4 separate regions of the Homo sapiens genome follow, and all the other regions are linked to region 1. The links are chromatin contacts, found by Hi-C or POLR2A ChIA-PET in ENCODE. All regions are on one chromosome and are shown on one strand. Each heading gives the region's core, a stretch centred on a gene start or an enhancer-like site at or near the end of the contact. The rest is flanking DNA. Distances are from core to core; before and after follow the strand shown. Region 1 holds the start of AIM2 (absent in melanoma 2). Region 2 holds the start of OR6K3 (olfactory receptor family 6 subfamily K member 3). Region 3 overlaps SPTA1 (spectrin alpha, erythrocytic 1). Region 4 has its middle 12 kb from the start of MNDA.

What was found. Hi-C counts contacts between places; a loop is a spot of excess contacts on that map. ChIA-PET counts read pairs that join two places held with the same protein, here RNA polymerase II (POLR2A). Pooled maps may share reads with other maps.
Region 2: a map of Calu3 shows a loop between it and region 1 (2.0-fold over the local background). The contact joins the promoter of OR6K3 here to the promoter of AIM2 in region 1. A Hi-C loop is called at or near these places in 1 of 168 maps with a recorded cell type or tissue (Calu3), 1 of 37 single-sample maps with no recorded cell type and 8 of 50 pooled maps. POLR2A ChIA-PET finds 5 or more read pairs at or near these places in 1 of 52 experiments (activated CD4-positive, alpha-beta T cell).
Region 3: a loop to region 1 is called in a map with no recorded cell type, with 2.7 times the contacts of the local background. The contact joins the enhancer-like site here to the promoter of AIM2 in region 1. A Hi-C loop is called at or near these places in 1 of 168 maps with a recorded cell type or tissue (OCI-LY7), 14 of 37 single-sample maps with no recorded cell type and 9 of 50 pooled maps.
Region 4: a loop to region 1 is called in a map of K562, with 2.7 times the contacts of the local background. The contact joins the enhancer-like site here to the promoter of AIM2 in region 1. A Hi-C loop is called at or near these places in 4 of 168 maps with a recorded cell type or tissue (CD14-positive monocyte, K562 and naive thymus-derived CD4-positive, alpha-beta T cell), 1 of 37 single-sample maps with no recorded cell type and 15 of 50 pooled maps. POLR2A ChIA-PET finds 5 or more read pairs at or near these places in 4 of 52 experiments (A673, activated CD4-positive, alpha-beta memory T cell and activated naive CD4-positive, alpha-beta T cell).

Annotation. Positions count from the first base shown.
Region 1 is chr1:159,075,516-159,078,631 of GRCh38, reverse strand. It overlaps AIM2 (absent in melanoma 2), which reads left to right and starts at 1,866. Exons shown (of 6, transcript NM_004833.3): 1 at 1,866-1,999. RefSeq lists an enhancer at 1,125-1,424.
Region 2 is chr1:158,718,997-158,722,403 of GRCh38, reverse strand. It overlaps OR6K3 (olfactory receptor family 6 subfamily K member 3), which reads left to right and starts at 1,684. Exons shown (of 2, transcript NM_001005327.3): 1 at 1,684-1,721.
Region 3 is chr1:158,644,568-158,647,965 of GRCh38, reverse strand. It overlaps SPTA1 (spectrin alpha, erythrocytic 1), which reads left to right. Exons shown (of 52, transcript NM_003126.4): 27 at 246-427; 28 at 2,372-2,471; 29 at 2,581-2,778. Among named protein-coding and RNA genes, the nearest start is that of SPTA1, 40 kb to the left of the region's middle. Within about 2 kb of position 1,290, at least 2 of the 41 ENCODE cell types and tissues checked have a DNase peak (open chromatin) inside an H3K27ac peak, as active enhancers do.
Region 4 is chr1:158,818,095-158,821,561 of GRCh38, reverse strand. It overlaps a transcript of OR6N1 not described here. Among named protein-coding and RNA genes, the nearest start is that of MNDA, 12 kb to the left of the region's middle. Within about 2 kb of position 1,846, at least 5 of the 41 ENCODE cell types and tissues checked have a DNase peak (open chromatin) inside an H3K27ac peak, as active enhancers do; they include CD14-positive monocyte, where a contact is called at or near this core.

The sequences.
Region 1 (3,116 bases), core at 617-3,116:
CTCTGCCCCAGGTGCAGCAGTGTACCTGCTCCTCATTGAGACCACTTCCCAGCTTAATCACTTAACTCACCTTTTACAGGACCTGAAGCCTCAAATCAGTACGCCTCTCTGGGGTTGGTGCTTGTTGGGTTCTTCCTCAACAGGGAGCTTTCTCTCGTTTACTCAGTAGGTTACCAAATTCATACACTTCACATCTTTTTAATTCTTACATATTGTTCTCTTTGGTGTTCTTTCGCCTTGTGTGATCCACTCATTCATGCATTCACTCATTCAACGAATATTTTCTGAACACCTTCTCTGTGCCTGGCACTGTGTCAGGTGAAGTGGATGCAGTGAGCCAGTGGGCAGAAATCTCTTCCCTCATGTGCCTTACATTTTAGGAGCATGAGGCAGAGAATAAACAAACAAATGACATATACCGTATGTCAGATGATGGTCAGTAACACGTGTGGGAAAAGATAATGTGGGGAAGAGGTAGAGAACATGCTGGTCAGAGAAGCCCCACAGATAAGGTGCTATTTGAGCTGAAAGCTGGCAAAAGTGTAGAAACAAGCCTTGCAGTAGAAAGTGAAGGAGGTCCTGCAGCTCTGGGCTGATTACCTGGGCATGGTTAGGTGCTCTTCCTCTGCTCCTTGAGCATCTTGAGCATGCTTTAATTATAACACTTATCATCATGTCCTATTGTGATTATTAAATCACATGTCTGTTTTCATGACTTGGCAGAGCCGCTCAACATCTGGAACTTTGTCTTACTAACTTTTATATTCTCAGAATCTAATACATCATATTAGATGTTCAGTGCATAATTGTTAATTCAATGAATAAGAAAGGAAAACCTCAAGTAAATTGCTGACTAGAATCAAGCCCTCAAGCTCTGAATTTAGGGTTAGGAGCCTGGGTTAGGAAGAAAGACTGTATATATGCTTTTGAGGCAAGCAGTCAGTGAGGGAATGAGGCATGATTACTTGCAGGTGGCTACAAGCAATAAAAATGCGGTCAAAAAGGTTAGCAGAGGGATTGCCCCACTAGTAGATAGGAACTGTTACAACAGCCTGTGACAATGAAGACAGATTGCAAACTTCCTACTTAGGCACAGATGAGAATGTAACACAGAAGAAACTGGCCGCAACTGGTTAAAGCCAAGATGGTCGAAAACTTGGCTGACTGCTGACCCTTAGCTTCATTATGCCCTTAATATCATAAAACTTCCATGGGGAAATTCCCACTCCCATCATGCACCTGACGCCATGACAGTTCCGGATTAACCATCTTTAGTCAAGAAAAGGGTGGCACCCCGATTCCGGGAATTGCCCGCCCATTTCCCAGAAAACCCCTCCCCTTGATTACAGAGTACTCCATACCTTCATTGTGCTTATTCATATAGTACGTGAACCACATTGCCTGTGACTCAAATCTTTGAGTGCCTGCACTCCTCCCTTGAGGGTGTCGTTGGTTTTGCTCCACAATAAAATGTCTATACTTTCGCTTGGGTCTCATTTTCAGATTCTCTTATGCTTTGAAGACAAGAACCTGCACTGCCCTACTGGCAACACTTTTAGATACCCTCTGAGATCAGTGTGCTTGTTTATACCAGAAAAATGTCATCACCAGGCCCCTTAGTCACAAAGTGTATCAAGAAGTCATCTGCGGTCATTTTTTACAGTTTCTAGGCCACTTTCTGTTTCCAATCAGTGTAGTTCCTATGTGGCATGACTCAGATACAAGTTTCTATAGACATTTTCTTCTGTGGCTGCTAGTGAGAACCCAAACCAGCTCAGCCAATTAGAGCTCCAGTTGTCACTCCTACCCACACTGGGCCTGGGGGTGAAGGGAAGTGTTTATTAGGGGTACATGTGAAGCCGTCCAGAAGTGTCAGAGTCTTTGTAGCTTTGAAAGTCACCTAGGTTATTTGGGCATGCTCTCCTGAGTCCTCTGCTAGTTAAGCTCTCTGAAAAGAAGGTGGCAGACCCGGTTTGCTGATCGCCCCAGGGATCAGGAGGTAAGCACCATAGAGGAGCTGGGTTAGAGACGAGAGACTTAACCGTTTCTCTGCTGAAAAAGACAACTGAGGAAAGGCCAGCCATGCTGTGCACACCTCTGAGAACCTGAACCTGCAAACATGGACATCAGCTCTGAAAGGATGGGTTCATTTCTCTTTTATTCACTTTAGCCATGTCCTCTGGTGTCTCTGAGCTGGTGTTCCTTAAGCTTCGGCTTCCTTTGGGGTTTGTCTATCAGCCTATTTGTAAGGCTGACTTTTATGCCAATAGCAAATACAAGCATTTTTTAAGTTAACAGATATTATGAAGTAAAATGCAAGTTTTTCATTTATAAGGCAACATAACTTCAGAGAAAAAACTGAGTCAATCACATAAAATGTGATTAAAATGTGATTGTTATTATATAAGAGGGTTATAGGAAGATTAGCTTCTTATGGACAAGTAGAAAAGTAGGAATCATCCAAGCTGATTGTCACAGTAGATATTCAACAAAGGTAGTGTCCTTCCTTGCTTTCATCAGTAGGATGGGGGCATTTGGATGGCTTTATCATTGCAAATATTTTTAATGTATTCCTTATTTTGAAAATGGTCCTGATAATAGTTTTAATTTTCACTCATGAACTCTACATGTATAAGTAGAGTTTCTCCAGCGCTTACCAACATATAGGAAAAAACATTATAAGGCCATTAACAGTGATAGTTTAGAATTTATTAACATTGACTCTACTGATGGGGGTATTCAAGCTTCCCTAAAATTCACAATCAGTTATTTTCAGCTCATAAACATCTTTTCCTGTTCTTTGGCTTATTTCTTCCACTTTATATGTTGCTGCTCTGGAAGTCATTAATTGCTAATAATGTCAAACATCTTTTTTATGTTTATTGGATATTTGAGCAAATTGCTCATTCACATCTTTTGCACACTTTTCAAATAGACTGTTGTTTTCTTATTGATACATGGTTCTCCATGTATTCCAAAAGCAAAACCTCTATTAGCTCTCTCTCTCTCTCTCTCTCTCTATATATATATATATAGCAGGTATAGCCATATATATATGTGTGTGTGTGTGTGTGTGTGTGTGTGTGTGTGTGTGTGTATTGCAGGTATCTGCCCAG
Region 2 (3,407 bases), core at 435-2,934, 360 kb after region 1:
GCCAGAGAAGTGAGGAACTATCCAGGTAAACTGAGGCTACTAAAACAAAACAAAAAAGCACAACTTTTTAGCACAAAGCAATAATCTATAACTAATACTGAACTTCGTGGCAGATATTTCCATATTTGCTGTGCATATTTAGATATTTAATATTCTTATTTTTTGTATCCAAATATATTCTCTCCTTCTCTCTCACACACACAGACAAACACAGATTGCCTTCTTTAAAACAATGATTTTAGTTTTGCCATACACCGTTTGTATTAAAATCATTAACTTTGTCAAATGCATAGCCCAATAAGTAGTTGGATTACTACAGTTAAAGAGAGAGAGAGAGACTGAGAGAGACAGAGAGGTTAGGGAATTGAAAGTAAATGCTCTTTCATTACATAGACTAACTCTAAGACACAAATCATTAAAATGTTTCCTATTTAAAATTTTGATGAGATTTGTGAAGATATCAGAAAAAAAGTTGAGAAATAAAAAATACAAAATTTAATATACAATGGAGATATTGAAGAATATATTAAATACTACAGGAAATTAAATTAATGTTTTGTAAGATTGCCTGGAAGATATGTCCCAGAATTTAGAGAAGCCACATGAAGAGCCAAATATTACATGCAAAGAGAAAAAGTTATATATGGAGAATGTATTAATAGATATTACAGAGCAAAATATGATTATGAAAATTCTAGAAAAAAAACAAAACAGAGGAAAATAATAAGTAAAATTAAAGGAAAATATTTCTGAGCTTGAGAATACTTGAGTCATGGGATCAAAACAGACTGTTTTATATTATACAAAATCATTGGAAATACAATGTGGCCTGTTGACATTTTTGAATTAAAAAAAACCTACAAGTTAGACAACCAAAATAGGCTCCCAAATCGTAAGAAGAAAAGTTAGACAAAACTCAGAAAGCACGTCTTCCTATTTGAGAACTTGATACATATTTCCAGAAGAAGATGACATGATAAAAGTAATTAACTTTGAAAAAAATGAGAACTTTGCAATTTCAACAGATCAGTGGATGAAGCACAGATATAAATAATACTCTTGTAGAAAAGATGAGATATTGATCTTCAATAAAGAAGTCAGCAGAACCAGTGTGAGTTGTTCAAGGTAGGAAAGACCCATACACACTCACGACATGAGAAAAACAAAAAAAGACATGGTTTCCTCACTTTCTTCAGTATTGGCACTAAATCCCCAGTGCCATGTTTATTATGAAATGGCCTTATTTTCTGTAAAATAGCTTTTCAAGATGATCTTCTGGTGTCAGTATATTCCTTCCAGGCTTTCCAAATCTGTGTGTTCATATAAGAAGGCCAGGATCATGTCAAAACTACCCTTTGCATAGTACACTGGTACACTCAAGAACAGCTGAGACAATCATGAAAGTGCTAGAGAAGGAAGCTTACAAATTTGGGAAGATGAGTACAATCAGGAAAAATATATATATTTATTGACAACTTCGATCTGAAAATCTAACAAAAGGAGAGTAAGAGGGGAAACTTTCTGTTAATTAACCCCATGAGAGAAGGTGATTCACTTCAGTGCAGTGGAGGGGAAGAATCCTCCACAGAGCCCAGTTCCCTTTCCTGTTATTCCCTGGATGCCCTATGGAGAGACTATAAATCCCTTTTTGAAAAGGCTGAAGTAATATTAAGGATGCAGTGACCCAGGCAGACTGAGGAGTCCCTGTGTTTTTGGCAAAGGTGAGTGTAGATGACTAAGTCATAAAGAGACCGAATTCATTCACCATGCATAATCATCATCATCATCATCATCTCATAACCTGAAGACCTGATTATTAAAGAATTTAGAACTTTGAATAAGGGTGGAAGGCAAAGGTATTTACAGGAGGAAGCTCTGTTCAGTGTGGTTCTGGGCATGGGTATATATGAAACAGCATGCCACATTTATAATGCCATTTTCTGAGAGATCATCTAGTCAAGACTTGATTGAGGCTCTCATTAGAACTGAATTGTCATAGTTCCCTTTTCAAACAGTCCCCAATTTTCTTTGTTCACTTACTCATGGCTGTCTTGTGCACTTAGTTATAATTGTACCAAGTGGCTGAGTTCCAAGTTAATTTATTTGATACCTACCGTCTCTACATATTAACCCTGTTGTAGTCACTATGAGGGATAAAAGACATTCACTGTCCTGAAGGAGAAACCTATAGTCTAGAGAAGGTAAAACAAGTAAGTTGATGATGGATCCTGACAAACGCTTCAATAAAGCATAATGGCATTCAACACTTCCAAGTGTTTCCTATATTCCTAACACTAAGGTTTTAAAATACATTTACATGTATTGGTAGAGGCAGTCAACTGTATGTAGGTTAGAATGTGTCTCTAGAGATACAGTGCATAGATTTAAATTCTGACTTTGCCCTGCATTAGCCGAGAATTTCTGGACAAAGAACTTAACCTGTCTGTGCCTAAGTTTTCTCCTCTGTAAAATGGGGATAATCATTTCACCTCATTAGAGCATTAAGAGCATGAGGTGAAAAATATATACAATGTGCTTGGAATAGTGCCAGCATTAGTGACGTAATAATACCGTATACTATACTGTACAATTCTATTGTTATTATAAAATGTTTAGTTATTCTCAGGACTTCATTAACCAGTATTAATATTTTCTCAGTTTTACAAATGAGATATTAAAGGCATAGAGAAGCTAAGTAACTTCATGTTAAGTCACAGAGCTGGTAAGCCATAAAGAGAATTTAAATGCTAGCAATTTTTTTTCTGGCATCTAGACTTTTAACCAGCAGTATATATTGCTTTTGTGTGAGGAGAGGGGGCAGAGGAGGGAGAGATATGTTACTTTAAAGTCAGAGGAAGTAGCACAAACAGGAGAGAACTGTGATTTTAGAAAGCAACATGAACAATGGGATTGCAGGGGAGAGAGGAGTCGGAGAATGTTAGCAGGTGAAGCTACAGAGAGTTAAGAGTCAGATAGTTGGTGTGAAGCTTATGAAAGAGAGATTGGTTAGAGAAAAACATTTAGAAGTATTAATAGTTTAAATCCTGTAAGCGGATGAGATCACTAAGGGAGTGTATAAAACTATAAGAGGTTGAAGTGGATGATAGGAACCTGGGGAAAATAGACTCTTGGGAAAGAATTTAAGAAAGACAACACAAGCTAATATAAGAGAGAAGAGGCAGAATAAGAAAGAAAATATAAATAAAATAAATAAAACAGAAGCAAAAGTCAAAGCTAGAACTGCCTTTAAAGCTATCTGGGCGTCACGTCCCTTGAGAATGGAATCGTGGAAACAGAGGAACAAAGTCTCAAGCAGGAGTAATGAAAAGTGTCGAGTGCCAGAGATGACTGGATAGTTTCCATTAGTAATTAGCAGGGCATTGATGAACGTGATCAGTATAGTATCA
Region 3 (3,398 bases), core at 41-2,540, 430 kb after region 1:
GAGTCACTTAACCACTCTTCCCCACAACTCTCTTATTTTTAAAAAGAAGTATGGTAATGCCAATTGTAACTACCTTAGGGAGTTATGTGGACTAAAAGGTTGATATTATTTTGTAAAGTATGATGACATACTTGTACATCACTGATATCTATTTGAGGAGCTGAATACTGGGACTCAGGATTCTCCTTTTGCTAAGATTCAGGTGTGTCTCTAGGCTGATTATCAGAGCTATTGTACCTCCCCAGGTGACCATACTGGGGGAGACAGCAGAGCGGCTCAGTGAGTCCCATCCAGATGCCACTGAGGACCTGCAGAGACAGAAAATGGAGCTGAATGAGGCCTGGGAAGACCTGCAGGGGCGTACAAAGGATCGTAAGGAGAGCCTAAATGAGGCCCAGAAATTCTACCTGTTCCTCAGCAAGGCCAGGTAGAGTGGGGTGGGTAACTTCCGTGTCTGGCCTCTAAGTAGACTGTCTGGGAGCAGTCTGGGTACAGATGCTGTTCACTGCTGGTTTTGGAGGGCATCACTACGTTTAAGTCTCACCTCTTGCAAGGCATAAAAAATTTCAGGTTTGAAACTAGAAGCAATAAAATACAAAGTTTGAAAGAATATGAAGCCATGTAGGCCAATTAAGTAAGCTTCTATAATGTAGAAGCTTTTTTGTTCTACTGAAGAGACAGTAGTATTCAGTCTTCTACTGTATTCAGTATTCTGTTGAATACAAATAACTATGGTAGAACATAATGAGGCCGAAAACACACATTGTAACAAACAGCAGTGGGAATTCAGAGTTGGGTAGAATAGATGATGCACTGTAGATAAAGTAACATTTTATTACACCTTATCAGTCAAACTTTTAACAGAAGAGAAAACAATTCATGTAGACTGAACTGTGCAAAAAAAGACATAATCATGAGAAAAGAATAAGCATAAGAACATGTTTGGGGAGGGGGTGGTAAGGAGAAGTAGTAAGAGATAAACTTAAAAATAATATTGGGACCAAATTCCAGAGAACTGTGAATATCTTACTAAAGTCTAGACATTATCACAATCCAAAATTCACCTCTCAAACATATACTTTGTGGAACAGTTCCCACGTTTGGCTCTATCGCATCAGTCAGCTGAGAGGAGCATTAGAGTAGAGGGTCCAGGAAGTTGTAGCTCTCAATGCAATGCTTTTCAAGAAAAAAGGAGGCAAATTTTGGCAAATGACTGTAGTTCCTCTTGGAAATCCCCTCCCCAGTTCAGCACTGGAAAGCTATAGTTTTTGACACAGTTTAAATAAATAGCACCCACACCCATTCCAATGGTGCTTCCTTCCCTTTATGAAGCTGTACTCCTCAGTATTTCAGAGTAGTGTTCCCACCCCTGAGCAACATTAACATCTTATTTTACTCCATATGATACTTTTGCTTTCAGTTTTGTTTTTTAATTGCTATTAGTGCCTATGCTCTGTTTTTTGTTTGTTTTTTGTTTTGTTTTGTTTTGTTTTTATCCATTCTTAACCTAAAGTATGAGTTCCTAGAAGGCACAGATATGCCTTTTTCACAATGTTTGGTACTTAGTAAGCACCCAATAAAACTTAGTTGCTTGAATAAATAAATTTACAAAAGAAGAGACCTCTCTTTCCTAGAGCTAAGGGTTCCTGTTGAGCAAACAAGAGTAATGACATTCTTTATGAGATGCTTAATTTATACACCATATATGCTTTAAAGTTAATGCATAGTTAAAATTTGCCTTTTAAGAAGATAGACCTTAGTTTTGCTCGTCTAACTTCCTGACTACTAAAAGGGTAGGGAAATAGACCTTGATTTAATCAACAGTGTGGAGGCCTGTGTGTGTATGTGTATGTTGGCCAAAATATGTGCTAGATTCACTTGAGAATAAAAGTAAGAGGAAAGACATGATTTCTTTGAGACTCTGTAATAAGATGTATCTTCAAACCCTAGAAACCACTTAAAAGGAACAGTAACCAACAGAAGTAATGAAATATATAACAGTCCAGGATTCCAGAGGTCTAGGTTTTATTGAAGATGTCTGCTTTTAGTTATACCACATAGGCAGATTAATTACCTTTTCTAAGGTGACTTCTTTATCTCCATAATGAAAACAAAAAATTCCCGGAATCTCTGCAGGATTACTGCAAGAATTGAAAAAGATAATAAAAGTGAAGAGGCTTTCAAATACAAGGGATTGTTATCATTAGGTGATATAATAAAAACAGCAAACGTAAGATCTGTAAAGCATATAAAGCCAGATAAAAAATGTTATTCTGGAAATGTTTTCTAGAGAATGGAAAACTGTAGGACAAACAGCACTGTAGCAAGTTGCAAGGTTTTCTTGTCAATTCCAATGTGTCTGTTTATCTAGGGATCTGCAGAACTGGATCAGTAGCATTGGTGGCATGGTATCATCACAGGAGCTGGCCGAAGACTTAACTGGCATAGAGATCTTGCTGGAGAGACATCAGGTAAAACTACAAAAGTCACAGCCACTGATCACTTGACCTGAAACCTCTACTAATTTTAAAATTTCCAATGGAGTTGGCCTCACTGATTTCTTCCCCCTTTTTCCCACAGGAGCACCGTGCTGACATGGAGGCAGAGGCTCCCACCTTCCAGGCCTTAGAGGACTTCAGTGCAGAACTTATCGACAGTGGGCACCATGCTAGCCCTGAAATTGAAAAAAAGCTTCAAGCTGTCAAGCTAGAGAGAGATGATTTGGAGAAGGCTTGGGAAAAACGCAAGAAGATCCTAGACCAGTGCCTGGAGTTGCAGGTACAGCAAATTTCCCAATTGTTAAGCAGGTTCAGTAGTCTGTTTCTCCTATGCAATTTCATATGGTCATTACAGGCTCCGTTCACTAGACTTTCCACGTTATAAACACAAAGGGAGCTCATCTCTTAATTACCTAGCATTGTACTATGCTTTCTATACCGATCATTGTCATATTCTCTGCTCTTTCTTGTTAGAAGAGCCAAACAAGATGGTGATCAGTCCTGAGCATGAGGTGGGTTGACTATCATTTGTTGATTGACTGAGGAATTGATTGGCTGATTTTTGTTGAGACTCTACTCTGTGGAGGCTCGGAGTGCCACAAAGATTAGTAAGATAGTTTCCCATTTCTTAAATAGTGAAATTAGACATATAGATAAATTTTACTAGTACAGTGAGATGATTATTAATAAACCAAAATGTACGAGTGCTTTGAGGCTAAAAAACAAGAAGTGATTAAAGCTTTTGGGGGAAGTAAGTGGTTGTGTCACAGGCTACCCTGAAGGATAACGTTTCACAAAGTCTTAAGGAAATGACCAGCCAGTATTAACAAGGTTTAAGAAATAGGAAATAGCACCCCAGGAATTGGAGGTAGCATATACAGAAACATAAAGTGTATGTTT
Region 4 (3,467 bases), core at 597-3,096, 260 kb after region 1:
CTGAAAAGGATACTTACTGTATAATTCTAAAATGACAAAAGTATAGAAAGAATAAAATCAGTGGTTGCCATGGGGTTGTGAGAAGAAAAGGAGTTAATAGAGAACAGTATTTTTTAGGGCAGCGAAACTACTCTATATGATACTATAATGGTGGATACATGTCATTTTTCATTTGTGTAAATGTATTGAATGTGTGATAGCAAGAGTGAACCTTAATATAAATTGCAGACTGGGTAGTAAAAGTGTGTCAGTATTGGACACATGTTCATTGATTGTAACAAATGTACCCCTCTGGTGGGGTATGTTGATGATGAGGGAGGTAGTGCATGTGTGGGGTGAGGGGCATATAGAAACTGTAATTTCCATTCAATTTTGCTGTAAATCTAAAACTGCTCTGAAAAACAAAGTATATTAAACAAAAAAGAAGATGTTTTGGAATTTAAAGATAACAAGATTTCTTTGCCATAAAACATCCAGGAAGACTAGAGCTTGTAAGCAGCCCTGTTAGTGAGATCAAAAGTGATCGCCCTGTGATAGGATTTTAGTAGTCTGGCTACTGCTAAAAGTAGACAGGAACTTGTATTCATTGAACTTCTTCTCTATGCCAGACTTTAATCACAGTTCTTTTTCATATCCCCTGATTCTTCCCAATAACTTCTGAAGGCTGGTATGCATACGTTGAAACATTTTATTATCTCTAGCTGGGTTTTTTTTCCAGGCCATGGCCAAAACAGCACCGAGGTCTCCTTGCCCTTGTTGGAAATGAAGTTTATATCCTCAAAGAGAATTGACTCTAGGGAAGTTTCAGAAGTGGCTTTGTCCACTTTTAAGCAGTTTGGTCTATAAGTAATTGCAGGACTTCTGAAGGGGCACTCTTACTCCACACAAATAAAAACTGTTTGGGATTTTAGCCCTTTGTTGAACTTCTTAATGGAATGATATACTTATGGATTTAGGAGTCATGTCTTTGTGTTCTATTAGGCATGATATGTGTAACTATGATGCTAACAATAATAGGAATCAACAAATTTGGATTTTATTTCTTACGCACCTACTATATGCCAACTTAAATTATCTTACTTAATTCTTCCAACAACCTTACAATTAAGTATTATTTTCAGTTTTGCAAATGAGGCAAAAAAGGGTTAGCTACATTGCCCTACAATTTACAATGATGATTTATGGAATTGGAATTAAAACTCAAAGTTGTTGGGAATAGTCCCCAAAATCTGGCCATAAACTGGCCCCCAAACTGGCCATAAACAAAATCTCTGCAGCACTGTGACATGCTCATGATGGCCTTGACGCCCACGCTGGAAGGTTGTTGGTTTACCGGAATGAGGGCAAGGAACACCTGTTCCACCCAGGGAGGAAAACTGCTTAAGGAGTTCTTAAGCCACAAACAATAGCATGAGTGATCTGTGCCTTAAGGACATGTTCATGCTACAGATAACTAGCCAGAGCCCATCCCTTTATTTCAGCCAATCCCTTTATTTCCCATAAGGAATATTTTTAGCAAATCTTATGACTGGCTTGCTGTCAATAAATATGTGGGTAAATCTCTGTTCATGGCTGTCAGCTCTGAAGGCTGTGAGACCCCTGATTTCCCATTCCACACTCTATATTTCTGTGTGTGTGTCTTTAATTCCTCTAGTGCTGCTGGGTTAGGGTCTCCCTGACCGAGCTGAACTCGGCGCAAAGTTTTTTGACTGTATGTTCTATTATAAACAACACTGAAAATTGTGCTTGTGGTTTTGTCTTTTAGTAGTGTCTGAGAGTGAGTCATGAGAAACAGTACTATGTATATGTGGATGGGTGTGCAGATAAGCTGAGATGTGCAGACAGGCAGATAAGCTGACTGCTTTTTTTTCCTAAAAAGGAAATGACACTTTAAAAAATGCTCTGAAAGAACAAACAAGTATGGCAACACCTTTTTTTGGAACTCCCGTGGTATACATTCCTCTTTTTGTGTGTGGGATTGTTTTGTTTTCCTTTAAAGAAGGAGTCAAGCAACTAACTTGACCTGCTTCTCTTGATGCTTTTACCCTGGTATCAAAATGAAAAACATCATTTATCATAGTTCAAAAAAAACTTTAAAATGTATGAAGGTCAAGGAATGTGTGTGACCCACTTTGTGCAAGAGCTGGTTAGTAGCAGAGCCTGGATTAAAAGTCAGGCCTCCTGACTTCCAATCTACATCTCCACAGTGACTCCTGTGAATGTAGGAAATGATGCCCTTCTGTGTGGTTCAGGCAAAGCCTCCTAATCAGGCCTGGGGAAGGGACTCCTAGCTGGACTGTATTTTAGAGCTATTTCTTTGACATCCTGATCTACATTCCCATGTTCCCAATTAGCATTAATTGAGCGAGAAAGAGGAGAAAACTGGAGCCTCCCCAAAGCTCCCTGCTCCACAACTCATGGAGGGGGTGGTCTCTGAAGAGAAAATGTTGATAATTACAGAAGTTGTGGCTGTGAATCATTGAGCTGGCACCAGCTCCCTCCTGGGAACTGTTCCCTTGCTTCTCCCCCAGCTTCCCCAGCTCAATTAAGCAGCTTGTTTTCCTTCTCCTTAGCAAAACTTGTTAGCACTTTGTTCTATTCCCCTGAGTTGCTTAGGAGAAAAGTTTTGTGGGAGGATTTGCCTCATTGGATAAGTCTAGCTCTCATGTTCTTTATGAGATACTGAGGTACCCATGTCCTCCAAATAGGCCATGTATAACAGTGGTAGTTCAGCAATGGGTCCAAGGCTCCACTGTTTGGCTAAAGGGAAGAGGAAGCAAAAAATCTAGACTGGGTAAGGATAGGGAAGTTCAATGCAACTGCCTCAGATCAAACTGATAAGGAAATGTTTAAGACCTGTTTTGTACACATTGCTCAAAGATTCCCAGGCGCATTGCATATTGTTGGGCCTCTGAGCAGAGGTACCCATGCCTTCTGATCTCTCCTCTCCATGTACAGAATTTGTACAGACTCTACACATTGCTACAGCTTTTCAGAGCTCATCAAGCTCTTTCATATTTTAGAGTGCCTCCCCACTCAAGCAAGCTCCTACTTCTTGAGCATGAGCTTACTCTGTTCCTGGCTTATTCAGAACAGAGACTGACTACATCAATAGGGGGATTTCTAACCCTTCTCATTAAGATCAGGTGAAGTGACACTGAAAATTGACCCTTTTTTAAATCCCATTCAGACCAACCCTCAGCAAGTTAATTTAATACCTATTTGTTGACCACTGCCAACGTTAGTAGAATACCAGTAAAACTATTGAGTGACCACTAAGGTGGCTATATAAATGTATAAAGGAAACTGAGGCTCAGAAAGGCTATGTGTCTAGTCCAGTATGACAGAAAAGAAATCATGAGTCTGGTGTTCATGCATAGGTGAGTGGTGTAGAAGGAGGACATTCTGGACAAAGAAATATAAAGAAAGTAGGGAGATGGTTTGGTATTTAGTAATAGTCCAGAGTG